Linked DNA regions of Homo sapiens: regions 1, 2, 4, 5 and 6 are each linked to region 3. The links are chromatin loops, found by intact Hi-C in ENCODE. Cell type or tissue: IMR-90. All regions are shown on one strand. Region 1 overlaps LINC02225 (long intergenic non-protein coding RNA 2225). Region 2 overlaps LOC107986381 (a long non-coding RNA gene). Region 3 has its middle 120 kb from the start of LINC02225. Region 4 has its middle 12 kb from the start of RMEL3. Region 5 holds the start of LOC101928505 (a long non-coding RNA gene). Region 6 overlaps RMEL3 (enriched in melanoma 3).

Region 1 (5,000 bases), 110 kb before region 3:
TCAAGTGCTTTTTCTTAAAAAAAACAAACACCCAACTTATAATTTATTTTGTTATGGTCAAATGGTATATTTTATAGATAGATCCTGATAAAGTAATAATTCTCAGATTAAAATCCAGACTTGTTTTTGCAATTTGGAACATTCTGAGAAGACTAGTTGCTACTTACTTCAAATTCTCTTACCTTTGTAGGTGGAATCAGATCTCAGTGATGAGACTCACATGAAAGAAACAGCTTAATCTTAACCTGTATCCTGTAAGTTTAAAATTAAACTATCATTAACCATCAAAATATGGCACTCCTGTAGACAAACTCACATCTATAACTTCCCAAATAAGCAATATATGCCCAATGCAGTATTCTAGCTCTGCAAAACCGTGTTAAATTACACTGACCTCTCTTGTTTCACTGATAAATCAATAGCCTTAAGATGGTGACATTTAAAACCAGTTGAATTATCAAGATTGAAGTAGAGACTGTGGTTCTCTTGGTATCACCACATTATAGCAGCATGACTACTTTGGCATTATTTTAATTTTCTGAGTATATTTTCCCTATTTGGAAAATGAAAATTACTTTGCAGGGTGTCAGGAGAATAAAATGAAACTAGGCAGGTAATTCACCCAGTACGGTGGCTGGGATATAGAGGTCCTCAATAAATGTAACTGTTAAGTGCAGAAGCAGAAGTGGAGGCTGGTGGAATTAAGTGAGCAGGAAGATGGTCAGCTGCAGAATCAAGGTCTGCTTTCTGGACCTGGTGCAGAGCTCCACCTACTGTAGTTGACCTTCCTCTCCAGTGCAGGTTGGAGAGTGAGAGCAGCAGTACAGTGCTGAGGCTAGGCCTCCTACAACTCTGGTACAGCACCAAGCATTTGAATCGTTTTGATTATTCCACACCAACCTTTGGGCATTCTGTACTCACATGTGCTCTCGCCCATTTGTGGTCAGTCAGGGCATGCCTGTGGAATTCCTTTTCCCGTAACAGTTGACTCATGGCAAAGCGCGCTTCATTTGTCAGGTTGCAGGAGAGAAAATTCCAATCATGCTCCAACTTGCAGGGTGGCCTCAGACCCTGGAGGTGAACTGCCCCTCAGAGCACACTGACTTTCGTCTACCCTCCCTTCAAGTCATCTCACCACTTCCTACTCAACCTTCACATATAACACAAATGCTACCTTCTCTGTAGCCTTCACTGACCTGTGTCATCAGTGACAATTGAGAAAACTCCACCTGTGACCTCATGTGACACTGTACATACTGTATCTTTACTATATGACAATTCTAATGTAGTCTTCTGATTACTTGCTCGTGTAACTGTCAGCCTCTACAATAGTTTTTACATCAATCCCTTTAAAGATTGTTCTAAATCTTGGATTTTTCTCATAGTTAAAGCACACACACATCTTAGGAGGATTACAGACATCTTGAAGTAGTCGTTCACTTTTAGGAATCTGTGGATCCAATGTTAGGAACTCCCACTCAAGCCCTGTATATCATCATTTGTGTTTTCTTTGCAAATCACAGCGACTGGAGCAGCATAGGCATTTGAAAAACAAATGAATAAATGAATGAACAAATGACAGTCTACCTAAAAGAATGACAAGATTTGTCCTAAAAATGAATGCAAAAGGATCTACAATTGCCCCAGAGAAAACTGGGTATTAGAGGGCCTCTGGAGAAACTGATCAACTCGTGGTGGCAATACATTCCAAAAAAGGCTTTATAGATTCATTGATCTGATCCGATTTTGATTCTCTTTCTAATGCTGCTGTGTAGTGAAGACCATGGATAGAGGGCAAAATTAGTTACACTCAGTTTCTGAAATACAAGCTATCACAATTTTTCACAGGGGCACAGGTTAAATGAGGGGAGATTATTTTCCCTTTTGGTCCTCTGTTTCTACTGCAGACTATTCAAAGGCAAATGGAGATTAATGTGTTTTGCGTTTTTGGAAAAACGGTGAAACTTCATCTACCAGTCTCTCCTTACAGATGTATCCCATCTGTTTCTGTTGCATGGGATTACAGCTATAGGCCTGGCATTGAAGGTGGTATGCACCCGGAGGGCTACCATCCTTCACATATAGGGGGCTGCAGTAAAAGGCTGGGGCATGGTGGGGCACAGGGAGCACTTTGTTCAGCTTCACAATAATGCCTAAAAGCTCTCAGACTGCGAGTAAACTCATTCTCCCTCATACCTGTCAGGAGAAGCTCTCAAACACTGAGAATTGAGGCTGGCCTCCAAATATCAGTATGAACAGCCCCTTAGAGAAGGGGCCTTTCAATCTATAAAAATCTCTATTTTGTCTTTTGTATGCCATAGCTTTAAGACACAGAAATTATTTCCTCTTCAGTGTTTCACAATATACCTACTTGAATAAGCCTCAATTTGCTTTAAAAAAAAATGAGAGAGAGAAAGATTATACAGAATTATTTTCCTTTGATGGTAAAGTCCACCTTCTCCCAGGGGCAACTGGCAAACTCTTATCCTCTGCTGCTTCTAGAGAAACGCCCAGTAATGAGAGCTGCTTTCCAGGCTCCTGTGATCAGCTAGAGGTCTCTAGTGGAAATCTAGGGCAATCACAGCTTTCGTCAGGTGTGGCTGCCTGGAAGGGCCCTGACAATAGTGCACATGGTTAAGAAGAACTGATAACAGCCACTTTCCAAACACATAAATATGTGGATTGACTAGAATTCCATTAGCTACATGTCTCCAACTTTAAGGATTCTTGGGAATTTCGAGATCTGGCTTTGAAAAGCGAACAAAAGATGCAATCAGTTTTTGCCTCTTTTTCCTTCTTGCCTGCTCAGAAACCATCTCTAGTTAGAGAGGTTAGAATCCTGAGGAGCTCTGAGAATATTACAAATGTGAGACACATTCTGCCATAAAAATTAGGGGCGGTGTGAGACTATGTAAATTCTCACAAGCTTGTCAAAAGCGGTAGGTTTGTAAATATCCAAGCTCCATGACAGTAGCATAAGGATAAGAATCTTTTCTTATACACAAGATGCCCAAGTGTTGCAGATTCTCCTTATCAGGCATTGCAGCATTTCAGTGTCTTTTTCTTTTTTTTTTTCAAATAAGGAATGACCACATGATTCTTTTAAGAAGGAAAAGACCAGCAAGAATAGAGAAACCCATTATTGGGTTTCATTTGTTTGTAGAGCCAACAATATCATTTCAGTAAAAAACAAAACACAACAAAAAAAGTGCTTCTAATACATAGTCAATAGGAGCCTTTAAACTTGCATGGATGTTTGGGAAGAAACTCTATTCTAATGAATAAGAATCTTCCTGCTTTTCATCCTTGAGGATAGAATGTGATTTACTGCAGTACCAAAAAGTATGTTGAAAATATTTACCCCACAGGGGGCAAGTAAAATTACAGTAGAGGACACGGTGGCTCAAGCCTATAATCCCAGCACTTTGAGAGGCCGAGGAGGGCAGATTACGAGATCAGGAGATCGAGACCATCCTGGTCAACATGGTGAAATCCCTTCTCTACTAAAATACAAAAATAATAATAATGATAATTAGCTGGGGGTGGTGGCGCGCGCCTGTAATCCCAGCTACTCCAGAGGCTGAGGTAGGGGAATCGCCTGAACCCAGGAAGCGGAGCTTGCAGCGAGCCGAGATCATGCCGGGCCACTGCACTCCAGCCTGGCGACAGAGCGAGACTCTGTCTCGCAGGGGGCAGGGGGGAATTACAGTAGAGGAAGCACGGGTAATTTAGCAAATAAGTGGATTGATCGTGCCAGTTTCCATTGCAATCACAAGATCCAAAACCTTCAGCTGGCAGTTGCCGCTATCAATAGGATTGTGGCAGGCCTGTAAAGGGTAGGGATTGGTTTTGGTCACCCGCATTAACAATTTTGAAAAGCGTACCATAATTATGACTACAAAGTCAGCACATTTTAAAGCCTAAATTAGGGAATCAAACAAACACATAAAATAAGTAAAGAAAAAATGTTCATGAAAGGGGAGGATTTTTATAGCAACACCAACAACAACAAATACCTCTAAGCATTGTTTCTCAACGTCAGAATGTTCAGATTCTCTTAAGGCCCCCACCTTAGGCACCTCTGTAATACTGCATGGTTCTGTATTTGTGCTACCAAGAAGCACAATTGCTTGCACTTGCTTGTTACATGACTCTATTCCTGTTGTAATAAATACTTCTTTATGTGTGGCAATATCAGTCCTCTTTAGCCCTGTGTCTGGAGTGTCTGGTGCAGTGTAACTTTTATCACAGATTTGTGAATTGCATTCATAATTAACACATGAATGTAATACAGTGACATATTTTCCAAAAGAATACTATTAATTATAATAGTAATGAATAGGTCCCAAGTAATAGGTCCCAATAGATAGGTCCCAAAGACATTTGACCAAACTGTTTATATTAGATTGATGATGTTCTTGTATTGGCAGACCATAAAGCTAGAAACAAACAAAGAAACAAAAAAATGGGTTATAGTTAAAATACTTAATAAAAGGAAAAATAAAATTCAAAAAAGAAAGTAATTTTTTTAAAGTTTCAGGAAATTTCATTACTCTTTTAATGGCTAAATCTCATTTGTTTCTCCTAACAACTCACTGAGGCAGATGTTACACCCATTTTACAGAAGAGGAGAAGAAAGATTAAGGGATTTTAAGAAGAGAGGATGGGCTTTTAATTCTTGTGACTCAAACAACAAACAAAATCACTGGCCTCTTTTTAAGGAGGGAGAAGGGGTAGTTTAAATCTGACAAAACACATTCTAACAAGGAAGTATGGTTTGGGATGGAAGTTTGGGAAAAGGTCTTATGGAATAAGGAAGAAATGGAAGAACTAAAAAGAGAGCAAAGAGAAACGCGGAGTGGAATGTGTAAGAGAAAGCAACTATCCAAGACTTACTTCAAGACAAGATTAACCCTAGCTGCAGCTCAGAAAGCTGTGGAAATCTGTGCCATTATTTAACGGACCACCAGCTGATGGTTCCGCTGAATCTCAGTCACCAG
Region 2 (5,000 bases), 480 kb after region 3:
GGCATGGGCCGAACTACCTTTGGGAGAAATTTAGTTTATAGTTCAAATGATAATAGCGCTTCCCAAAATTAAACTACGTTTTTGTTAAACTAATAAAAGGCCACAAGTTTAGGATTATGAGAGGCGCTTAAATTCTGCTAAATGTAGGCATAGTTAAATGATTACCAGTCATTGTTCCAAAGGACACAAGAATTGCAGTTTCCCCAATTATTAGAACCTAAGATTGGCCTTTTAAGATGTCTTTTCAGCCTCTTGCATGTCTGACAACTGGATGACTCCACTTGGACCAGCACCTCCTCTGTGGCCCCCACCCAGAAGTGGACTCAGTGCATGAGAACTGATTTCCCCACTCCCCTGATTGCATCCCCAACAAATCAGCACAGCTCACCCTGCTCACCAAACTATCCTTGAAAAACCCTAGCCTCCAAATTTTCAGGAAGGCTAATTCTGGTCTCCCGTTTAGCTGGCTCTACGTGTATTAAACTCTCTCTGTCATAATTATCCTGTCTTAGTAAATCAACACATCTGCGCAGTGAGCAAGAAGAACCCATTGATCAGTGTAATTAGTCAGGGCTCTCCGGAGAGACAGGACTAATAGGATAGTTGTATATATGAAAGAGAGCTTATTAAGGAATATTGACTCACACAATCACAAGATCAAGTCCCACAATAGGCTGTCTGCAAGCTGGGGAGCAAGGAAGCCAGTCCAAGTCCCAAAACCTCAAAACTAGGGAAGCTGACAGTGCAGCCTTCACTGTGTGGCCCAAGGCCCAAGAGCCCCTGGCAAACCACTGATGTAAGTCAAACAGTCCAAAAGTTGAAGAACTTGGAGTCCGACGTTCGAGGGCAGGAAGCATCCAGCATTGGAGAAAGATGAAGACTGGAAGACTCTGCCAGTCTAGTCCTTCCACATTCTTCCTGCTTTAATCTAGCCACGCTGGCAGCTGATTAGATTGTGGCCACCCAGACTGAGAGTGGGCCTGCCTCTCCCGGTCCACTGACTCAAATGTTCATCTCCTTTGGCATAGACACAGCCAGGAACAATACTTTGCATCCTTTAATCCAGTCAAGTTGACACTCAATATTAACCATCACAGGCAGTTACAAATGTGATCCCGTAAAAGAATATGGAGCATGGTGATCTACTTGCTTCAAATCAGATCCAGAGATGCACTTCTGGGCTCACTTCCAGGCTCACTTCTTCATTTTACAAATGAGGAAACAGAGGTTACATGGTCTGTTCAAGGCCACACAGCTCATGGCTAAATGACACCATAACCCAATACTCTGGGCTCTGATGGCACCTCAGCAGCACTTACCAGAAAGCATCACGTGGTACCAAGGCCCATATGAGTCCTAGCTGATATATATATCTCCCGGGTACTAATTCCCAGAGTCAGCAGAGGAAATAGGCTTAGGTGATTTAGAATAAAATATCTAGCCAAACAAAATTTAGCCTTTGCCTATATGGAACGTCCCTCAGGACAGTGCAAGGTCACCCCTGTGAACACGCTTACTTGAATAGGACCCCTAGAGTTCTCCTATCACCTGGAGGGCAGGAGGAGGTCTTGGCAGAATCTGTATTAACTTAGAGACTGATACGGTTTGGCAGTGTCACCACCCAAATCTCATCTTGAATTATAGCTTCCATAATTCCCACATGTTGTGGGAGGGACCCAGTGGGAGATAATTGGATCATGGGGACAGTTTCCCCCGTGCTGTTCTCGCGGTAGTGACTAAGTCTCGGGAGATATGTTGGTTTTATAAGAGGAAATCCCTTTTGCTTGATTCTCTTTTCTCTCTTGTGTGCCTTTCACCTTCCGCCATGATTGTGAGGCCTCCCCAGCCACGTGGAACTGTGAGTCCATTAAACCTCTTTTTCTTTATAAATTACCCACTCTCGGATATGTCTTTATAAGCAGTGTGAAAACAGACTAATACAGAGACCCAGCGGGTGGAGACCTCCAGCTCCTCATCCCTCAAGATACAGGAAGTGAGCTGTTCAGGCCGCCTGTTCCCCGACGAGGTGCGTGGTTTTGGAGATTAATGTTAGCGGTCTTTGTGGGAGGCACTAGGAGGGCTCCCTTTAAGAAGCCCAGAGTGCGGAAACACTGATTGTGACATGTGAATGTGCTCCATGAGAAGATGGCAGGTATCGGAACGTGTGGAGGAAACTGAAAAGTAAAGACCGCCTAAAGATTGAAACTACCATTCAGGTAAAAGCAGCCTGACAGCAGACATCCCTTTTTAGAGGATGTTTAACAAACACATCACGTGTTCAGGAAAACAATCTTTCGGCCTTACTAAATTTTGTGCAGACGCTCCTCCGAACAGTGGTTTGCTGCCCCCTAGTGTTCGTTTTTTATTAAAAAAGTTTAACACACCCTGATTAGTCTCTTTCCTTTTCTTCTCAGCCTCTCCAAAGAGAATCATCTCTTGACTGTCACTGCAATAGCCAAATTAAACCACAAATTATGTGAAATTAAAAGCATGGGTGTTTTTATCAACACAGAGCCCCTGTATGACAGTTGTTTAGAACAGAAACATGCTCTTTTTGCCTCTCCTCCAGCCACCACCCACTCCACTACCATGATCAGTAAGGTGGGAAGGAATCCAAAGGGCCATAGGACAAAGCCAGAACCACAAAAGTCACCCTTTCTGTCCCTCCAGCAGGGACTTTTTAAGGAGAGGGCAACTCCCTATCTGAGGGAAGCCATTAGCTATCCCGGAGGTTTCCAAACTGGTTACTGGGGGAACAGTGTCTAAAACACATAGTTCTGAGTCTTAGCCCCAGCGCTGTCTTTTAAAACATTTTATGTTTTTATATACAAAAAGCCTTCTTGTATTCTTTGTATTTGCATTTTAACAATGTGCATATGTCATTCCATATATACGTTAAAATTACTTATTTAAGAAAATGACTGCTATGGCATTTCTTGTTGGACACCAAATTTAAACATTTTTTATATGCTGCACTATTAGGCAAAGGTGATACCGATGCTTTCTCTGACGCCAGGGAGTTTCCAAACCGTGGAAAGCTCTTTGGCCCCCTCTGCTGGTGAGTGATACACTTGTAAAAGAATATCAAAGTCCACTACTGGTGCCTTAGCCAAGAACCTCACCTAAGCTGACAAACATTTGTTGAGGAGTTTCATTTCTGTGAAAGATCCCATTAAGCTCTCCGGGTGTGTTCTACATTCACTGCCTAAGTCAGAGGAAGAGCCATTTCCACTTCATGTTTCTGTAAATTCTAAAGGCCTTTTCTTTCTTCAGCCAATATTTTCATATGCTCAACCAAAATCTTTTCTGAAACTCAGAGATGCCTTTCTCTCATGCTGGAACTATAAATAAAACACCAAATACAGGTTGAGCATCCTTTAGTCGAAATTCTTGGGACTGCTTGGGACCAGAAGTATTTGGCATTTCAAAACGTTTTGGGTTTTGGAATTCTTACATTACACTAGCTAAGCATCCCCAGTAGGAAAATCTGAAATGCCCCAAGGAGCATTTATTTTATGCTGGCCAGCATTCAAAAAGTTTTAGATTTTGGGCCTTTTGGATTTCAGATTTTGAGACTAGGCATACTCAATATGTAGTAAATTTGTAACTTTTTCTTGCTTATCAGGTAAGTTCCAGGGGACAGAAACAAGCTCTCTGAAGACTCTCATTAATCTTTGCTGTCCGAAGCTACCTTCTCCATCTCCTGCTCACCTGGGAGGACTCCCTGGAGGAAGCCAGGAAAGGTGAAAATCCATGTATCTCTTCACATTTGGAGAACAAAGGGAATTCAAGAACAATTTTATGGATTTTCTTTGTTTTTTATTAATTAAGACATGCCTGTTTTAAATTAGACAATAATTTTTTAAATATCCTTCAGATTATAAAATGTAAATTGTCATGGCCTCTTTTAAAGGCAATTCTACAGAATATACTGTAGTCTCTTTTTTTTTTTTTTTTTTTAAGTTTTTTGTAGAAGTGAACTCTCACTATGTTGCCCAGGCTCATCACAAACTCCTGGCCTTAGCAATCCTCCTGCCTCGCCCTCCTAAAGTGCCGGGATTACAGGCGAGAGACACCACACTGGGCCTGAATCTACTTTAAAAATATTTTTCAAATGTCATACACTATTACCCAGCAATTTTACTAGTGGTGTCTCTCCTAGAGAAACATAAACATGCGTTCAAGGAGGCTTGTACACGAGTGGCCCCTGTGGCACTGTTTCTAATAGCTAAAAAATAGAAAGAGTCTTAACTGCCCGTCAGTAGAGGAATGGCTAAATAGATGGTTATTTGCTAAGGCATCCTATGCAGCAATTAAAAAGGGATTAGAGAGTTTACATTTACTAACATGGACACATAACAAAAAAAAGAACCACTGTGGAGTGAAAAGGTATATTATAGAAAGATCCGTACAACGTGGTAGCATGTATTTTAAAAAATTCTGAATTCTCCCCAAGTACATATATAACCATGCAAATACACAGAAAATCTCAGGAAAACCACATATAACGCGGGAAGAGGGCCAGGAGTGGTATTTAATAGGGCCGGCCTTGGCTCTAAAGTTTTGTTTTCAAATGTAATGTCTTTGTTAATTACTTGAGTAATTTAAAAAGGTAACAACCTCTCCACCCTCATCCAATCACACCTTCCCAAAAGTAATCACTTTTAAGAGGCTTTCATAACTTTCTCTATGCTCACACAAAGATACACAAACACAGATGTGTTAGCAGCAGTGAACCCATATGGGTCTGCAGCAACTCAATTCTTGCCTCCTCAGAGCAAAGAATACATCCAAGGAGCATAATGCAAGTTTTTTGAGCAGGAGTGAGAGTCTATTATAAAAGTTTTAGAGCAGGAATGAAAGGAAGTAAAATACACTTGGAAGAGGGCCAAATGGGCATCTTGAAAGATCCAAGTGCCCCGTTTGACCTTTGACATGGGGTTTTATATATTGTCATGCTTCTGGGGTTTTGTGTCTCTCCTCCTTTGATTTTTCCTTGG
Region 3 (5,000 bases):
CAAAATAACATGGACAATGCACCCAGAGGTCAAAGAGAAGATATCCAGCACAGAGGGATTTGTTATGTGCTTACGGTTATGGTTTGAACTATATCCCTTCAAAAAGATACACTGAAGTCTTACTCCCCAGTACCTCAAGATGTGACCTTATTTGGAAATAGGGTCTTTACAGAAGTAATCATGTTAAAATGAGGTCATTATGGCAGGTCCTATCCAATGTGACTGTGTTTTTATAGAAAGTGGAAATTTTGACACAGAGACAGACATGCACAGAGGGAAGACCGTGTGAAGACACACAGGGAGAAGATGATAATAGGACTGGAGTGAGGCATTTGCAGGCCAGGGGATGCCAGGATTGCTGGCAAACACCAAGAGGCAGAAGAAGCCAGGAAGGATTCTCCCTAGAGCTATCAGAGAGACCTTGGCCCTCTTTGCACCTCGATTTCAGACTTCCAGCCTCTAGAACTATAAGAAAATGAATTATCTGTTGTTTTAAGCCATTTGGGTTTTGGTACACTGTTAAGGCAGTCTTAAGAGGCCAACACACTTGCTAAGATGCAACTGCCCTGACTGAGCAGCCTTAATTTCTCAGAGTGGGTTCTGGCTTCAAAATGGACCTTAGAGAAAATGATGTCCAAACCTTTTACTTTACAAATAAGAGAAATAAGACATAAGAGAGGCTTGCTTACAGTCACTCAACTGGTAACCAAGATCAAACCACTGAATCCCCAGAAAGCTTTCTGTCAGCTCTACATCGGCAAGAAGTCAGGGACACGATTCTCAACCTAGCAAAGCACATTGCACAACACTTTGCCACCCACCTAGCATATTATCCACGTTACAGGATTCTCCAGAATAGATGACGAGTGCCATCCTTTGCTGAACTCTCACATCTCTGTAGTACTAGCAGCTTTTAGAGGGGGCTCTCAGCTAACGGAAACAGCTCAGAAATAAAAATTTGTCTCTGTTCTTTCTTAGTGCTAAAGAAAATGTCGAATAACCCTGAGAAAGACCACCACTAACTCTCTAGGACAAAATGTTTTACTTCCTTGTGAATTGGCCATAAAAAGAGTTACCCAAACAATGCTCATTGATTGAAGATTGACTGCCCCACATATCTTGAAGAAATGATAAGAAACTACACAGTCAGCAGTTAAAAGTGTTAGAGAGAATGAGAGAGAGGGTAGACAAGTGCCACCCAGAAGTAAATAGATTTCCTATAGCACTGTGATCTTTCTTATCTAGAGGAAGGTTTTGTTTTTTTGTCAATCAATCCCAGCAGATCTTCTGAGGGCTGACCACACCCTGGACTGGGGAATGCTCGGGAAGGAATAGGGGAAGGAAGAGGGGAGAGGCGATTTCCTGATGGGTCAGGTGCTGGCAAGTGTCTGGACCCTGGGAAAGTCGTGGTGTAGGAATTCCTCTCCTTGGAGAGCAACCAGAGCAGCAGGAACAATGCTGGGAACCGCTGGTGGTGACTCTCAGGTCACGCCTTGAACAGTGCAGTCCATGGGCACCAGGCTAGGACACCGCACCTCCCAAACCCTGGGCAGCGCAGTGTATACTCCCCTCGTTCAGTCCGGCTGCCGACGTGGAGTGCTGTTCTCCTGGCTAGTTCTATTTAAGGGAGACAACTAGCTTCATACAAGATTAACGCATCAGGATAACTAAAAAGGCAAAGTCTGATTAAGACTTTCCTTTAGGTCCCAATAGTCCCAAACGGAGACTACCACTTTCTTGGCTCTTGACTGATTGTTCTCCCAAGGGAAAGGCATATTTTGACTCTCAAAGTGATCCCTTTATGTGCAGTTTCTAATTTGTCTGCAGAGATATAAATACTTTAGATGGCGTCTCTCCTTATAAAGCAACTCAAAAATTATATAACTGTGAATTAAAGGGCCATGTTTCCCTGCTTCTGTGTCCCCATGCCCTTTGAAGACAGTGTGCTGAGGAGGCACAGAGAGACCTTCTGCCTTGGCCAGAGCACCAGTGAAAGTAACACTCATTTAATGGAGGCTATAATAGCCTATTTCTACATCAGTTTTTCTTCTATTTAGAAAAGTTTCTTCTCTCACTATCAAAAGTAAACTATCTGTTAAGAAGTATTTAATTACTATAGGAGTTTCCTTCAGCTAGATCAGTGCAGAGAAAAGCCAAGATAAACCAAGATAAATCCATTTTAAAATGCCTTATTGAAAACCAGATTTCCTACTTCTTCAGAGACTAGCTGGAAAATAACCATTAGGATAATTTACTTGCCTTATTTTCTCTTTCATTCATATGTGAACAGGACACCTAGCTCTTCCTGAGCATTTTAGAAGCCTCCGTGGCCTTCAAATCTGGTGCATTGGTGACCTCTAGAGGACAGAATCTCATTCCAGACTCAATATTAAGGTTAAAGAATCCAGTGCTCTGGGGAGAATGTGAATACATTATCAATATTGCAGCTGCAAAATAGCTTTGGGCTCTCACAGGCACAAGAAGCTTCAAGAAATTATCTTCCTCCAGGTAAAATCTCCAAGGTGTCAAATGATGCATTTTCTTGTAAATGAGAGAAGTTTGTTGTTGATGGAAACTTTTAAAAGATGGATTATTTCCCCTAAGATGTAGCCCGTTTTTTGACAGATTCCCAACTGAATCTGAAACATTAGATTCCCAACTGAATGGGAAACATTAGAGGTTCGCTGAAGTGGATGTCTTTCGCCATCTTTTGCCTACTCCCCACCCCTCAGCATCCTGCCCAATTCTCAACACAAGTATTTGAGAATATCAGAAAAAGGATTCAAAGACTTATTCTGGAACCCCTCTACATTGTCAGGGCTTTGCATTTCTTGGTGTGAGTAAAGTAGCTTGCCATGCTTCACTACATTTTCCTTCACCAGCAGAGCTTTCAACATAGCTGAGAGGGGTTAGAGAGGGGTTAGAGAGGTCCCAGGGCCATAGAGGCTGAGTTAAGGCATGATTGTGCAATGGGCCTCTAATCTCCCATAGCATTTCCAAGAGGTCCTGGGAGAGAATTGCCTTTGCATTCATTCATAGACAGAGCCAAGAGCTTTGAATCGCTTTTACTCTCAGGTAGTAACACAGACTCCATGCTGCTTAATCCATGGAGACAGAAGTCAGACTTACAACTCAACCTGCAATGCAGGGCCATTTAGGACCAGGTCATGGCATCATTGAATAAACATTGTTTTTTAATGTAAAGCTGTTCTACATTCTGGGCACATTTCCTGGTATTTATTATATGTTATCTTTTATTTTCACAGCTGCCCTGCAAAGTGTGTGTTAATCTATTTATTTTACTGATAAGAAACTAAAAGAGCTCACTCAATCAGTGTTACACAACATATAACTAGAAATTTGCTTATATTCCTAAATGTGTGGTATTTCCATTATATCACAAGGTTTCTAACATCAAATGTTTGGGCAGAAAATGAGTGTTTCACCCATGGTTTACACTACTCACTTTACAAATAAAGAGATGGAGGAAAAGAAATAGCATGCCTGAGGCCACACACTTTAGTGGCAGAGTTAGAGTTAATAGCAAGTATTTTAATTTCCATGCCAGGGCTTGGGTCACTATACAAAGTGCATAATGATTTCCTTCTTGCCTTTGCAGGAGCTATAAAAGATGTCTATGAAAGTAGCATAAATACCAGAAAGTAATTCTCCTTTAACATTTCCTCTTCCATTTACCTGACTTTGGTTTTCCACATTAGGGAGCGCTTTCTGAGGAACCCAGGGAATCCTACAAGGCTCCCAACTCTAGCTCCAAGGCCTCCCTCACCATTTTCTCTTTTGTACCATTGTCCTTATTTATATCTATATGGGAAAGAAAATTAGTCTCTGCGGCGCACAAGCAAAAGCCCATTAACACAATGAGAAGAGCAGTAGGCCTTAACACTTAAGACTCAGAGATAGATTATAATAGACATTTGAAAACTAGACAGTTTTCTAGAATTAGACTTCTGTTTTGTCTAAGAATCTATTCATACGACCTCTGGAAAGACCCAGCAATTTCTCAGCAAGTCAGTTTCTGCTCCTAATATATTGTTTAAATTCTATAAAAAGATATTTCTACCTAGTTAAGGCTTACAAATAAATGATAAAACTGTTATATAGCTTAAATCAAACTATTCTACTGACAATTAAATGATGCAATAAGTACTCAAAACTCTACAATGCATTTGTTATACAAGAATGAATATTCAATTTTTGCTTCTATAACTTCTTTCTATGGCCCAATTCTTGATACATCCCCAAGTTAACACTTCTCAGAAATATGCTAGCTCTTTTGAAGCTTTTATCAGTGTAATGTTGTTAGCAGTTCTAGTGAAGATTTAAGTTAAGAGGCTAAAGCTGGTAGCCAAATGGTAGTTTGGGGATTATCTGGGAATTTCAAGGATCTCTGTTAGCACTGTCCCCATAGTATGGTTGATGACAGAGTTTTCAGTGACTCATCTTTGCAGTCAAATTAAGGGGTTTTGGGAACCACCCAGGTCTTCAAGGCCAGTTGTTAAAAAGTAACAAGCTTCCTACATTATTAGAAATCGGGGGCTTGTTATCTTGCCTAAGGAACTGGATAAACTGAATCTTACTCATTTGACATTTAGAAGTCATTATGGAGAATCAGAAAAACTCTCATGTTGGTTGGCTAGTAAGCTGGAGTTTTATTAAGCCTTGTAAAAGTATAAGACAAATAAACATAGAGTATGAAGGGTTGCCCAGTTGTAGGTCTATGATAGTATGAGAGAAGTAGAGTAGACGAGTCGAGAAGTGGAGTTAAAGATAGTATAGAGAGAAGAGAGTTAAAGAATTCTGATTTCTTTCTCTGAGTTTTAATGTCTGACCTGCCTTATTCCAATTTCAAGGTCAGCCAGCAGACTAGCACCACAAACACTAATTAGAAAAGCCCTGTTCAACATTCTCCTCTATCCTTTTGCCATAGTGGAGCAGTTAATAACAGAACTGCAGCAGGGCTCTCAGCTAGTAGTAAATTG
Region 4 (5,000 bases), 400 kb after region 3:
AAGAATAAGGCTCTGTTTAGGCAATAAGCAATGTCTGCCACAGAATGTAGAAGTGGGAGGGACCTGTGTAGCTATGTCTGGGTGGAGAGGCTGAATATTAGCATTTGGATGCTGTTGGCAGTGGCAGAGCACAAAGACGGGTGGATCGCTGACACCTTGGTATCCCATCCTCCTCCCCGCCCCTGCTACACACATACACACACACACACACACCTATATGCATACACACATTCATGGCTGGTGGAGAAAGGACCAAGAAGCACATGGTCAATGAGAGAAGGGTGACTCCTCACTCTTCAAGTGACCCATGGGCAAAATCTCCTGGCAGGGTCCCTTACAGCTCTACCCTCTGCTGGGCAGGGCCATTCCCCCTGCAAAGGCCAACAGCATCTCTCGATCTCTGGGCAAGAACTTCATGTTTGCTGACCCATACTCACTTCTCTTGGCCAGAAGACATTTTTTAAGACAGGGTCTTGCTCTGTCACCCAAACTGGAGTGCAGTGGCACAATAATAGATAACTATAACCTTGAACTCCTGGGCTCAAGGAATCCTACTGCCTCAGCCTTCCAAGAAGCTAGAACTACAAGCGTACACCATCATGCCTGGCTAATTTTTTATTTTTTGTAGAGGCAGGGTTTTGCTATGTTTCCCAGGCTGGTCTCCAACTCCTGGCCTCAAGTGATCCTCCTGCAACAGCCACCCACAGTACTGGGATTACAGGCGTGAGCCCCCACACCTTGTCTGATGTTGTTGAGGCACAGATGTGTGTTGAAAAAAGTGAAGCCTGCTCCAGGCTTCACAGGGGAATTCATCTTGCTAATCACACCTATTTAATTTTTTTCATTTTATTTTATTTTATTTCATTCCAGGATACATGTGCGGGACATGCAGGTTTGTTACATAGATGAACATGTGCAATGGTGGTTTGCTGCACCTATCAACCCATCACCCAGGTATTAAGCTCCACGTGCATTAAATATTTATCCTGATGCCCCCCGACTCCGCCCTCAAAGAGGCCCAGTGTGTGTTGTTCCTGTCCCTGTGTCCATGTGTTCTCATTGCTCAACTCCCATTTAGAAGTGAGAACATGTGCACTCATAAGTGGGACTTGAACAATGAGAACACATGGACACAGGGAGGGGAACATCACACACCGGGGACTGTTGTGAGGTGGGGGGAGGGGGGAGGGATAGCATTAGGAGATGCTAAATGACGAGTTAGTGGGTGCAGCGCACCAACATGGCACATGTATACATATGTAACAAACCTGCACATTGTGCACATGTACCCTAAAACTTAAAGTATAATAATAATAAAATTTAAAAAAAAAGAAGTGAGAACGTGGTGTTTGGTTTTCTGTGCCTGTAATCACACCTATTTTAATATAAAAGGTTATATTTAGATGATTAGAAATTAGTAACCATACAGCTAGTAGAAATTATTGCTCTCTTTTCTAAAATTCTCGGGATTGCAAAGATCATTAACAGCCAACAGAGGCAAAGACAGTCCCTAAGTCCATTTTCAGTGTTAGAGCTTCCTGCACATTCCATCCAGAACGATCATCCAGCCCTTAACAGGTCAGCACTCTTTCCCATCAGATCCTGCCTCGGGTGCAGCTCTGCAGCACTGTGTCCACAGGAATCTCAAGAAATCCTGAGACCTTAGCAAAAACTGTACAACGGTTCTTTAAATTGAAAAAAAAATGTAAAAAACGTGCATCAACACTATTTTGCATTAGCTGCGTCTATGCATGTCATGTAGGTTGGAAATGAATCATCACTTAGAAATTATTTTGGTGCAAAAGCTAAACATAAAGACTCCACCAAATAAACAGTTTTTATAAAAAGGTTTTATGTGACAACAGTCCCTTCTGGGGCATCAACTCCCGGAAATGATGAAATGTGACTCATTAGCATGGAACAACTCATATTCCAAACAGAGACTGCAGTTACTGCTGGGGAACTCGTTCCCCAGAGCAACGTTCTTATCTCTCCGCCTGCTGGCCAAGAGGCCAGCCTGGGTGATGATGCAGCATCCTTTGCTCTCTTGCCCTTATCTGATCAGCTTTTGCTTCAAAACTGAGCTGGATCATTTCCACTCTGCAAAGGTAATGGCCCAGCATGATTCTCACTCCTTTGATGAAAGCCACAGAAATCCCTCAACCTACAGCAAGTTCCCTTTCAGGAGATCAAAGCACTAGTTTAGCTTGCTTATTGCCCACAACTATCCACTATCTTAATAGTTAATGTCCTAAATAGTTATCTCACCCTATAATTGGGACCCCCTTTTTCCAAATTCTAGTATAACAAGACTCTTCAACAGGAGAATTTCTTTGCTCGTTTATGTGAATTATGCAAAATGGAAATTACATGTGTTGAAAACCAGGAGAAGGGGGGAAAGCATAAGGAATAACAGAGAGTGGTGAAGTGGATGGTAGAGAAAGGACAGTGGGTTCATAAGGATCATAGTAGTTAACATTAATTCTGTGCTTACTGTGTGCCACATACTGTGCTAAGCAGCTTGCATGTATTAACACTGAATCATTACTGTAACTCCATGAGGCACGGACTTCTCAGCAAACCCATTTATGCAGATGAGAGTCTGGAGGGCTAGGAAGCACTGCAGAACCACCAACCATCTCCTCTTCTGGGTTCACAGCAAACTAGGCTTTTGTAGTAGGTTGGATTGTTGGCCCCATTTCTTTCCCACCCTGTGTATCCAGGCCTGTTCCATGTGACTTTACAGCCCCTCACACTAGAGACAGAAGATAATTACCAATTGATGTGACTTGGTTTTGCCCATGAGATGTGAGCAGACATAATGTGTTTGCCTGTTTGGGTTTGCCCTCCTGTAGTGTGTGAATCATGTCTCCTAAAAATTTGTGTCCACCTGGAACCTCAGAATATGACCGTATTTGGGAATAGGGTCTTTGTAGATGTAATTAAGGTAAGGATTGAAAGGAACTTATGATCATACTGTCATACTAAAGTAAGGCAGGCCCTAAATCCAATAAAAGTGCCCTTGCATGAGACAAGACGCAGAAACATGAAAAGAATGCCAGAGGACAGAGGTAGAGATTGGAGTAATGCTGCTACAAGCCATGGAAAACCTGCAGCCACCAAAAACTGGAAGAGATAAGTAAGGCCACTTTCCTAGAACTTTTGGGGGGATCATGGCACTGCCTACACATTCATTTTTAACTTCTAGCCCCCAGAACTGTAGAAGAATAAATTTTCATTATTTTAAGGCACCAAGTTTGTAGTATTTTGTTATGACAGCCCTAGGAAACTAATACCTGTCCTATGCTTCTGCCATTACCTGGACAAGAGCTTCCTTCAGGTGGCTGCTGCCCTTTGAGCCTGGACTCTAACATGATCATATGGGTGTAGACATGAGTCCAACTCACAGCAAAGGGTCAAGCCTAGCCAGGGTTGCAGCTGAAGCAGAGCCACCCAGTCAAGCCCAGCCTAGCTCAGCCAGGCTGCAGCCAACCTGCAAGCCATGAGAGTAACAATGAATGCTTAGCATTACTCTGCTTTATTTTATTTCTTCCATAATGGGAACAAGGCAGGATAAAAACCCTCATTCCCTGTGGGATGAAATGAGATTTAGAAAGGTGGAGACACTGGGCAAAAAGGATAAGTAGAAGTCACTGCAAACACATACACCTGCTTCATGATTTTGTCTGGGGCCTCCCTGGCCAAGGTGATGCTTCTTTACCTTTCTATACAGTCAGTCCTGCATTTATCCTCCACAAGCAAACTCAGTGGACTTGTTCACAGTGAGGATTACAGCCTGTTCTGAGCAATGGCTGGACAGGTCACTTTGGCCCAGCTGCTCTCCCTCAGTTGGTCACCCTAGAGCCACATTGACCTTGCTGGGAGGTCATCCCCTCCCAAACAGTTTGTCCATCTTTCAGAGAGAAGGGCTGGGTCTATGTGTGTCCACTTTGCCAAAAGTGGGTCAGAAATTTCCTCTATGGTCCATTTTTCCATCAACAGTCACAGCTGAGTATTGCTTCTTTCAAACTCAGTTGGCAACTGGGCCAATGACTAGAAGACCTAATAGCCAAGGAACAGTAGAGAAATTGATAAATTTTCTCCATCCGTTCATCATCCATCCATCTATCTATCCATCCATCCATCCATCTTTCTTTTTTTTTATTATTATACCTTAAGTTTTAGGGTACATGTGCACAAAGTGCAGGTTTGTTACATATGTATACATGTGCCATGTTGGTGTGCTGCACCCATTAACTCGTCATTTCACATTAGGTATATCTCCTAATGCTATCCCTCCCCCCTCCCCCCACCCCACAACAGGCCCTGGTGTGTGATATTCCCGTTCCTGTGTCTATGTGTTCTCATTGTTCAATTCCCACCTATGAGTGAGAACATGCAGTGTTTGGCTTTTTGTCCTTGTGATAGTTTGCTGAGAATGATGGTTTCCAGCTTCATCCATGTCCCTATAAAGGACATGAACTCATCATTTTTTATGGCTGTATAGTATTCCACGGTGTATATGTGCCACATTTTTTTTTCATTTATTATTATTATACTTTAAGTTTTTGGGTACATGTGCACAATGTGCAGGTTAGTTACATATGTATACATGTGCCATGCTGGTGCACTGCACCCACTAACTCGTCATCTAGCATTAGGTATATCTCCCAATGCTATCCCTCCCCCCTCCCCCCAACCCACAACAGTCCCCAGAGTATGATGTTCCCCTTCCTGTGTCCATGTGTTCTCATTGCTCAGTTCCCACCTATGAGTGAGAATATGCAGTGTTTGGTTTTTTGTTCTTGTGATAGTTTACTGAGAATGATGATTTCCAATTTCATCCATGTCCCTACAAAGGACATGAACTCATCATTTTTTATGGCTGCATAGTATTCCATGGTGTATATGTGCCACATTTTCTTAATCCAGTCTATCATTGTTGGACATTTGGGTTGCTTCCAAGTCTTTGCTATTGTGAATAATGCCGCAATAAACAT
Region 5 (5,000 bases), 130 kb after region 3:
AGGTTCTTGTAATAGTTAAAATTCCACAAGTCATTTTAAGTTGACTATTTCTCCCTACTCCAGATTGGGCCTCCTTCGGAAACTTACAGTGGAAAACAAAGAAAGCAGACATCTTGTTTCTCTGTCAGCTTCTCTCTACCTTATACCCAAATCCGCAGGATTGCAAGGGGAGAGAAACAAAAGAAAAGAAAGCAGGAAAAGACCTGCTTGATTTGCTCAGTGTTGATGCTCTTGGTGGTGTGACCAAAGCTGACTTTTTTCTTGAGCATATGATTGTGAATTCTTCAGAGGTCCCTGATGTATCTTCTTTAGCTGACCAATTGCTACTCCTCATCAGCTCCTGCCTCTGCAACCAACCCCACATTCTCATACTTCCAGGGCCCCCTTGCCTTTGCAGAATTCATTTCAGAGGCTCCAGCTTTCACATCAGGCCCATGGGAAAGTACCCCCTTCATGCCAAATGGTGAAAGTGCAGCCTTAGCTCTTTCCCCACCTTCATACATGGCTTCAGCCAATATTTCATTTCAAGATTATCTTCCATAGTACACAGACAGTAAACTACTGTGTCCCTCCAAATCCAGGAACACATCAAGATTCCTGATTGGTTACCTTGCAGCACTTTACACTAGATTGAAGTGAGAGTGAAGCACCCAGCACTTTTCCGGTGTTGGGAGTGAGGGCAGACTCCCAGTACACAGAAAATCCTCTGTTTAAATATCAATCCTTCTTATGCTCAAAGTGCATATTGAGATAAATGTCATAAAATCAGCCCTTCTCTACTGCACTTGAACATCCTGCACAGGTGATCTCACAGCATGTGCTGGATGGGAAAGTACTTGCCCTCTGCTGCCTTCTCAGACAAATTGGGTACAGTCACATAGAAAAAAACTCCTTTTAAATATCCTTTACTTACATCTATAGATATTATTCTACACATCAAAACATTTCTATAAACATATTACCTTTCCATAATATAAAAAACTAAAATTCAGGTTTTATAAATTTCAAGATGGCTGACTAGAGAGGTCACATGTAAGTTCTCCTCAGAAAGAAGAATGGAACGTAGAGGTAAATAATCAAAACTCACATAGAATATTAAAGAGAGGGTGCCGGAACTATTGGAGAACTCACAGGAAGAAGCTACCATACAGAAAAAGACAGAAGCAAAAGGCTGGCTGAGATCAAACCCTCCTGAGGGACTTGGTATTTCATCAAAAAGGTAAATGTTCTTGGCTCCCTTCACCCTTGCAGCAGACTGCTGGTTTCCAAACTTTAGAGGTCTCCTCTGCTTTCATGAGCCCAAGCACTAGTATGGGTGGTGATTTGGTAACTTTTTGAGGACATCACACCAGACTACCAACTTGCACACAGTCACTCACCCTGTTCCTGGACCCAAGCTGTGGTAGCAGGTGCCATATTTGCTGCATACCCATTGTGAGACTGTTTTCTGCCCAGGTAACCTCAGCCCTTGTGTCTCCACATTGCCAGATCTCCCACAGACATTCCCCAGCACCAGCTGGGATTGTGACAGCCACACAGGCCTGACTGGACCTAGAGAAGCTGCAGAATGCCCATGGCCCAGGTCTCAGGGAGTGCTGCTCCTAAGGGAAGAGAGAGTGCAGCCCACCAAGGAAGTACCTCTTCCCTGGGGCAAAGGAAACCAGAGCACATTCTTTCCTGTGCTTGAGAGCTTCCACTTATGCGGTAAAGTTGACTGTGTCTCTTCCAGCAGAGACAAAGATGCCATGCTCAGCTCTGTGGGAAAGGAATATGTTCCACCCCAGTGGCCATATGGCCCCAGTGCTTGAGCATGGCTGTGGAGAGGGAGACCTCTTTTTTCTACCCTCCCCACAACTACTGCAGAAACAGCCATGGCTGCACGCATAGGAGACTGACATAGGCATGCTGGTGGATGGTCATTCTAGGACTGTTAGGGGTGGATGTACCCCATTGGCAGTGTGCTTACCAGGCCCAGGCTTGCAAAATGGCAGGGCCCTTCCCACTCTCTACATAGAGCAGCAGCATTCCTGAAGCAGAGAAGAGGAGAGCCTCAAAGTTTTACGTTTTGGGCTGAGAAAAGAAGTTCCACACCATAACCACATTGGTAGAGAATCACAGAGCAGGTACCTTTCATGGCTCTCAGATTCACTGCAGCTTGGAGATAGTGAGGTCTGTCTGACCCGAATGTCTGGAGTGCCAGGACAGAAACATGACAGGAAGGTGAATTGCATTCCTACCTGGCCAGGCCGTGGAGCTGAGGTAGAAACCTCAGCAGAAGCCTCAGCACATTTCACCAGGAGCTCCCTCAACCACCCAGTCAGGTCTGGTGCTCGTGTTTACCGTTGGGATATCTGAGGTCAAAGTTGAGCTTGACAGTCCAGCTCCACCCAGCTTTGTGGGTGGTCCACAGAACAGCCCATTGGCTGAAGCAAAAGAGAGCTTCTCTCAGTAAACAAAGATCAAGTATATGCCCATCTGCTTCTGCAGATAGTCAGCTGTTACCTGTAAATGCCACCTACTGGCCTGGAGATTGAACTGCACAGTGTAATACAAAACCTGCTGACACAAGCGCACAACAGTGAGGAATGAGCTAAGATTCCTGAGACTTCCTCTATCCTGATACCCAAGGAGGCAGTGAACCTGCTCACAAACCCACCCAGTATGTAGCTACAACCAGCATTTGAGAAAGCCACCACACAAAAGCTATCTATAACCATGGAACACACATAGAATCCTTGCCACTGAAAGCATCCAGAACCAAAGTAAAATAACCATACACAGCATACAGCATAGTCACATCCTCAAGGAGGAAAAAAATTCCTTTCCAAACGAAAGTAAATTCAAAAAAAAGAAAGAGAGAAGAAGAGATAGTTTATCTAGATGAAAAGGAACCAGAGGAAAAATTCTGGTAATATGAAAAAACAGAGTGTTAAAACACCCCAGTGAATCACATTAACTCTCTAGCAATGGATTCTAATCCAAAGGAAATCTTTGAAATACCAGATAAATAATTCAAAATATTGATTTTAAATAAGCTCAATGAGATACAAAAGAAAATTGAAAACCAACACAAAGAAATTAGAAAAACAATTCAAGACATCAATGAAAAAATTGCTGAAGAGGTAGACATTAAAACAAAACACACACACAAAGAACATCTAGAAATGAAGAATTCATTGAATTACAAAATATAGTTGAAAGCTTTAATAATAGACTAGACCAAGCAGAAAAAAGAATTTCAAAGACAGATCTTTTGAATTAGCCCAGTCAGACAATAATAAAGAAAACAGAATTTCATAAATGAACAAAGCCTTTGAGGAGTATGGAATGATGTAAGACAACCAAATGCACAAGTCATAGCTATTTCTGAGGGAGATGTAGAGAAAGTTAAAAGTTTGGAAAACTTATTTGAGTAAATAATTAAGGAAGATTTCCTTAGGCTTGGTAGAAATTTAGACATCCATTTCTGGAGAGGTTGTGGAGAAAAAGGAACGCTTATAGACTGTTAATGGGAGTGTAAATTAGTTCAACCATTGTGGAAAACAGTATGGTAATTTTTCAAAGTCCTAAAGACAGAAATACCATTTGACCCAGCAATCCCATTACTGGGTATATACCCAAAGGACTATAAATCATTTTATTATAAAGACACATGCACATAAAAGTTCTTTGAAACACTATTCACAATAGCAAAGACATGAAATCAACCTAAATGCCCACCAATGATAGATTAGATTTGTTAAAAAAGTGTAAAAAAAACTTGTCAGCCACAAATTTTGTATTCTGCTAAATTCAGCTTCATGATGTACATATACACCATGGAATACTATGCAACCATAAAAAAAACTCAGATCATGTTCTTTGCAGGGATGTGGATGGAGCTGGAGGCCATTAACCTTAACAAACTAACACAGGAACAGAAAACTAAATACCACATGTTCTCACTTATAATTGGGAGCTAAGTGATGAGAACACATTGACAAATGGAGGGGAACAACACACACTGGGGCCCATTAGATGATGGAGGGTGAGAGGAGGGAGAGGATCAGGAAAAATAAATAATGGGCACTAGGCTTAATACCTGGGAGATAAAATAATCTGCACAACAAAGCCCCATGTCACAAGTTTAGTTTATCTATGTAACAAGTCTGCACATGTACCTCTAAACTTAAAATAAAAGTAAAAAAAAATACTTTTTATGCTACTTTACATAATGAAAATCAGAAAACTCAGGGTTGATCAACTCCTTGTCATTTATGCCTCTTCAGGTTACTGCCATTCATAGATATTTCTCATCATCAATTTTGAATGCAAGATAAAGAGCCCAAAACCTAAAAAAGAGAGAGAGACAGATTTAGACATCCAGATACAAGCTCAGAGAACTCTAGGAAAATGCATTGCAAGATGGACTTCACCAAGGCATATAGTCATCAGGGCCTCTAAAGTCAATATGAAGGAAAAACTTCTAAAATCATCAAGAAAAAAGCATCTAATCACCTATAAAGGAAATCCCTTCAGATTAACAGTAAACTTCTCAGCAGAACCTTTACAAGCCACTATAGATTGGGGTCCTATTTTCAGACTTCCTAAAGACAAAAACTGTCAACCACAAATTTTGTATCCTCCTAAATTTAAGCTTTATAAAAGAAAGAGAAATAAAATATTTCCCAGACAAGCAAATGCTAAACTAATTCATCACCACTAGACCAGTCCTACAAGAAATGTTTTAAGGAGTTCAAAACTTGGAAACAAAAGGTCAATGCTCACTATTGTAAAAACAAATGAATGTACAAAATAATTCACAGGTCTTATAAAACAATTACACAATTGACACTACAAAGCCACTAGGTAACAATTAACATTATGACAGGGACAAAACCTCACATATCAACATTAACCTTGAATGTGAACGGATGAAATCAGGAGTGTCAATCTTTTGGTTTCCCTGGGCAACATTGAAAGAAAAATAATTGTCTTGGGCCACACATAAAATACACTAA
Region 6 (5,000 bases), 280 kb after region 3:
GCACTGTCCCCAGTTTGCTGTTAACCTTTTTTGCTGTCACCTCCTTTGCATCCACAGGGCTTTGTGACATGCACTGCAGTGCAAATGAGACACTATTTGATAAGATCTGAAAACCTCGGACAGAGGCCACAAAGCCAAGTCAATGCAGGGAGAGTTCCTCAGATGTGTCTCTCCCTGGGGCCCAGCTCTCTAAGGGATCTCTCGCTCTCTCTCTCTGGGGCTGTTGAGCTGCTTGATGAGATGTCAGCCTTTAACTCGACGGGAATCATGAGAGAAAAAAACAGATTGTAGAAAATATCTCATTTCCCAATGAGACAGAGATTCTTGACATAGCTTGACCCAGCAGTGTAGAAAAATTCAAGAGAAATGCATCAGTATCTTTAAAGAACAGACACATCCTGTACATCTGAGCTGGGCTTTCAATACTGTCCCTCCTCCAGGCTCACTCAATATTAAACCCTTTCATACCATGTGGCTCCTCCTGAGATTCCATCATAACTGTTTAGGCTCAGATGAGGACAACTCAAACCACTCTATTTGGACCTCATTTTCTGCCCTCTGTCCTTCCTCGCCAGAAAAAGCATTTGCTCTATTTTGTAGATCATATCTGTTCTAAAGGTGGGAACATGGTCCCTTCATAGCTGATGGAGTTCTCTGGATATATCTCCAAGACTGACTTGGTTGGTTTCCAGAAATTCCCTCCTTTCTCTAACACTTCCCAAAGAAGGAAGGATCCGTGAACTCACCTAACAAATTTGTTCAGATCTGCATCTGGTCTCACATCTGTTTCCTTCTCCACCCACTTCACTGGAATGCTCTCCGAGTGTGGGGAGTGTTTGGAACAAATCAGAAGAAAGTTCCTATTTAATAGAAGGTGGAGTGTTGGTTATTACACCTGGGTCCCATCGCCATCTCGGGTGCATCTAATTCCTCAGGAGTCCTGTTCTGACAGCATCCTCCAGGCCTGGTGCTCCCTTCTCAGAATTTACAATGGAAGATTGGGTGGAGGAGGGACTGGCTTTGGTTTTGTTTGTTTTTTGCAGAGAACCGAATCTCTCTCTTTGCTTTCAAATTGGCTTCACCTTCCTCACCAAGGAGAGGCCATTGGGCTGAGCACCTGTGATGATACTGCCCTGGCTCCTCCTCAGCTTACACCATAACTACTGCACCCCAGATTTAAGGCTCACAAGTTGGACCGAGTGATCTCCACAATCCTTCTATAATTCTTTGAGCCTTTTTCATAGACTAAAACAATTTTCAAGTATAACCCCCTTTTGCTTTTCTCCTTCCCATCATTCATATTCAGCCAGGCTAGTTAAAATCAAAAGGAATAAAAAGTAACAAAAGTATATATGTGTGGCTATTATTAATAGGAAGCTATAATTTGAAAACCTCAATCTTCTCATTTGGAGGTAAGATGTGCAACGTCTTTACATGTATCTTTGTCTTTTCAGCCTCATTTCTTTCTCCTCCAGAAAAAGTATCCCCCAAGCAAACAAATAAAAAAATAGAATATATTTAAATTATAAGTAGAGAGGCCGAGGTGAGCAGATCACTTGAGGTCAGGAGTTCGAGATCAGCCTGGTGAACATGGTGAAACCCTGTCTCTACTAAAAATACAAAAATTAGCTGGGCATGGTGGCAGGCACCTGTAATCCCAGCTGCTTGGGAGGCTGAGGCAGGAAAATTGCTTAAACCCAGGAGGCAGAGGTTGTAGTGAGCCAAGTTCGCACCACTACACTCCAGCCTGAGTGACAGAGCAGGACTCCATCTCAAAAAAAAAGAAAAAGAAAAGAAAAAGTGTAAGTAGATATGCTTTAATTTAACCATCCCTACAAAATTAAATGATAGTAATACAGGAGCTAATCTTTGGAGATAAGTAAAACAACCTAATTCAGTGGTTCTCAGCCAGGGCTGATTTTGCCCCCCGGGAAATATTTGGCAATATCTGGAGACATTTTTGGTTGTCATGACTGAGGTGGGGAGGGAAGAAGTACCACTGGAATCTAGTGGGTGGGTAAAAGCCAAGGATGCTGCTAAACATCTTTCAATGCACAGCTCCCTACCACAAAGAATTATGCAGCCCAAAACGTCAATCATGTCAATGCGAGAAACCCTGGTCTAGAGATACCAACAGACCTAGATATACAAAACCATTATTTTTCCATACAACAGAGAAAGTCATGTATTCTCATTAATAAATAGTAGACTCACTAAGCCAAGCAGTCACATAAATAGCACAGTAAAGGTACTATGTAAATTTGAAAGCCAAGACTAAACAGGCAGGACTTGCAGCTTTTCCATAGGTGTTTTTTTTGTTTGTTTGTTTGTTTTTACCAGTTAGGCTCTAAAGAATGTTGCTGCCATCTAGGGGATAGAAAGAGAATCCCAAAAGCACCGTGTTCCTAGCTCCAAGGGCACGAGGTCCAAGCCCTGCAGGCACACTACGCACTCATTTCCCACGTTCCTACACTGAAAAGAAAAAAAAATACTTTGAGTTTTGTGACAAGCAATTGTTTAAAATTAAAAATACATCTATGTGACTCAGAGTCTACAGTGCCTTCAGTTAATTTGTTTTCTCCATTTCACGTGTGTGGTATGAAACTGAAAGTCCAGGTTTCTGATAAAGATAACAGATGTTTGCTGCCTGCTTTTATTTTCATATTTAGTTAGGGTAGAAAGAGGAGGGTCAATCAGTGGCCTCAGAACTCTCTGATAGGACCTCTCTTTCCACACACGCTTTTCTTTGGGTCATAGCAAGACAACAATAAGCTCTAGGGAAATTATAAATCAATAGAACTCCTTGCCTTCTTAAAAAAAAATAGGAAACTTTAATAATTAAATCAACTCTAATTAAAGGAAAATCAAGAAGAACCAGGGTTCAGAAGACAGAGGTGTTCCACCAGCCAAACATGCTGTTATTCCTACACACACACACACACACAGAGAACCCATGCGGATAACAGAGCCAAAAGGACTTCTCTAAGAGCTTTGAGAAGAGCATAGAGAGGGATTTTGCACTTCCGTCCTGTAGTTTTTGGAGAAGCTGGCTCTTGGGCTGCAGGAGTATAGTGTACCAGAGTTATAGGCCCCCTTTCCATTCTTAGCGGTGGTCTTTCTCAAGCTTCTTCATGGCTGCATGGGCTGAACTTTGGTTATTTTTCATGCACCAGAGGTAGAAAGCTTCCAATTCCTTTAACACAAGGGTTCCAAAACATCTTAAAATGATGCAAAAACTTATTTTGATCTTCACAACATGCCTTTGAAATAGGTGTGAATTCTATTTCTGTGTTTTAGGCAAAGAAACTGTTGTTTAAAAAGACTAGGACATTTTATTCTGACTGGCCCATCAAGTCCTGCAGATCCCAGTCCAGTTCATCATTCAGTTTGCAGCTGCATAAAATCGGATGGCTCTTCCTCCTCACTGTTTTAATGGAGCATCCTTTCCCACTTCCCACCTCTACCCTTGCTGGGGTCCTGCAAATACTACTATCCAGACCTTATTTTATTCCAAGGGAAAATGTTGAGGGAACTACCATCAGAGCAAGAGAAGAGAAACCTGTGTTATCACTAAGACATGATTCCACAATTGGCCAAAAAGAAGAATTATCTGATAATCCATGTGACCTCTTTTATAGCCGTCAGACTACAAGTCAATGGATGGAGGATGGATGGATGGATGGATGGATGGATGGGTGGATGGAGAGAAATAGGCAAGGCATGAAATTTCCATTAGCATTCCAGCATTTCTATGAATTTCCTATAGCCCAATTCTCCTAAACAAAGAATCTCATGCAATATTACCTGAGAAAGCACTATCCTGAAGAAATGCAAGGTGTTATTTAAGATAGACACTGTTAGTAACATTTACATTATATTAAATATTAATGTTTTGGGGATACAAAAAATTGTCTATTTACCTACTTCATGGAGTTATTGTCAGAATTGAGTGAGATACAGCAAGAGAAAGCTCTTAAAAGTTCATAAGCAGCACTCTGCATATATAACATGTCACTGTTATTGTCAAATACAGTAAGATAAATTGTCACAAAGTCATTTTCCCAAAGGTGATGTCATGTCTCCATAGACATGGATGCTTATTTCTTCAAGGATCACATATTCTGAGCACCCACCCAATAAAAGCAAACATGACTTGATAGGTAGACAGGATAATTTAAAATTGGCACTACCCTCCACCCAATTTCAGAATATTGTATCTAGTCCAATTCATTAAATTATTTTACCTTATAGAAGGAAAGGACCTATAAAAGATATGTACCATAAGCTCCTCTTTATCAATTTATTTCTTGCTTATGTTTTATATAATTTAGAGGAAATGTTCGTGATATGGATGTGTGAGAAAGATACAAAATTTAACATACATAAAGGTCTCAACTATGTACGTAAAAACAAGAATAGTGATTATCTCTGGATGGTAAGATTACCAAAATATTTTTTCTGCTTTAATGAGAGTCTAATTTTTGTTTTTGTTTTTGTTTTTTTTGAGACGGAGTCTGGCTCTGCCACCCAGGCTGGAGTGCAGTGGCACGATCTCTGCTCACTGCAAGCTCCGCCTCCCGGGTTCACGCCATTCTCCTGCTTCAGCTTCCCAAGTAGCTGAGACTACAGGCTCCCGCCACCACGCCTGGCTAATTTTTTTTTTTTTTTTTTTTTTTGTATTCTTAGTAGAGACGGGGTTTCACTGTGTTAGCCAGGATGGTCTTGATCTCCTGACCTCGTGATCCGCCCGCCTCGGCCTCCAAAAGTGCTGGGATTACAGGCATGAACCACTGCACCCGGCCAATAAAAGTCTATTTTCTTCATCCAATATTAATGAATATTCATTCCCAGACTTCTAGGAATAAATATTTTTTTCAACGCATTCAAGCAATCAGGTATTCTATAAGCCTTCATCCTTCCCTTTGAAACATTTTTCTGGAGCCTCTGTGCCCCACTTCTGGGATTTGCTGCTCTCCAAGCTAGTTTCACAGCTATGGCAT

Evidence for each region. Peaks named below come from ENCODE experiments on the same cell type or tissue, not always from the same donor. Only the 100,000 strongest peaks of a DNase experiment are listed, where the experiment ranks them.
Region 1: a loop joins it to region 3, with 3 times the contacts of the local background. A loop is called at or near these places in 47 of 110 quality-filtered maps.
Region 2: it touches region 3 in a loop (10-fold over the local background); 75 of 110 quality-filtered maps call a loop at or near these places.
Region 4: it touches region 3 in a loop (4-fold over the local background); 3 of 110 quality-filtered maps call a loop at or near these places.
Region 5: a loop joins it to region 3, with 2.0 times the contacts of the local background. A loop is called at or near these places in 24 of 110 quality-filtered maps.
Region 6: it touches region 3 in a loop (9-fold over the local background); 56 of 110 quality-filtered maps call a loop at or near these places.

The regions. Positions count from the first base shown.
Region 1 is chr5:57,885,617-57,890,616 of GRCh38, reverse strand. LINC02225 (long intergenic non-protein coding RNA 2225) reads left to right here. Exons shown (of 3, transcript NR_109900.1): 3 at 191-286. Among named protein-coding and RNA genes, the nearest start is that of LINC02225, 11 kb to the left of the region's middle. In IMR-90, a CTCF peak has its summit at 2,559; DNase peaks (open chromatin) are centred at 896 and 2,556.
Region 2 is chr5:57,296,441-57,301,440 of GRCh38, reverse strand. It overlaps LOC107986381 (a long non-coding RNA gene), which reads left to right. Exons shown (of 2, transcript XR_001742513.2): 1 at 1-2,216; 2 at 3,626-5,000. Among named protein-coding and RNA genes, the nearest start is that of RMEL3, 96 kb to the left of the region's middle. In IMR-90, CTCF peaks have their summits at 2,346 (motif pointing left) and 3,051 (motif pointing left); DNase peaks (open chromatin) are centred at 2,310 and 3,050; H3K27ac peaks cover 1,373 bases.
Region 3 is chr5:57,776,938-57,781,937 of GRCh38, reverse strand. No RefSeq gene overlaps it. Among named protein-coding and RNA genes, the nearest start is that of LINC02225, 120 kb to the left of the region's middle. In IMR-90, a CTCF peak has its summit at 2,356 (motif pointing left); DNase peaks (open chromatin) are centred at 2,337 and 3,387; H3K27ac peaks cover 1,263 bases.
Region 4 is chr5:57,380,363-57,385,362 of GRCh38, reverse strand. No RefSeq gene overlaps it. Among named protein-coding and RNA genes, the nearest start is that of RMEL3, 12 kb to the left of the region's middle. In IMR-90, a CTCF peak has its summit at 2,000 (motif pointing left); a DNase peak (open chromatin) is centred at 1,842; H3K27ac peaks cover 2,838 bases.
Region 5 is chr5:57,647,997-57,652,996 of GRCh38, reverse strand. LOC101928505 (a long non-coding RNA gene) reads right to left here and starts at 2,337. Exons shown (of 3, transcript NR_104668.1): 1 at 2,238-2,337. In IMR-90, a CTCF peak has its summit at 2,520 (motif pointing left); no DNase peak of the experiment used is centred here.
Region 6 is chr5:57,496,961-57,501,960 of GRCh38, reverse strand. All of the region lies in intron 3 of RMEL3 (enriched in melanoma 3), which reads right to left. Among named protein-coding and RNA genes, the nearest start is that of ACTBL2, 17 kb to the right of the region's middle. In IMR-90, a CTCF peak has its summit at 2,373 (motif pointing left); a DNase peak (open chromatin) is centred at 2,380; H3K27ac peaks cover 429 bases.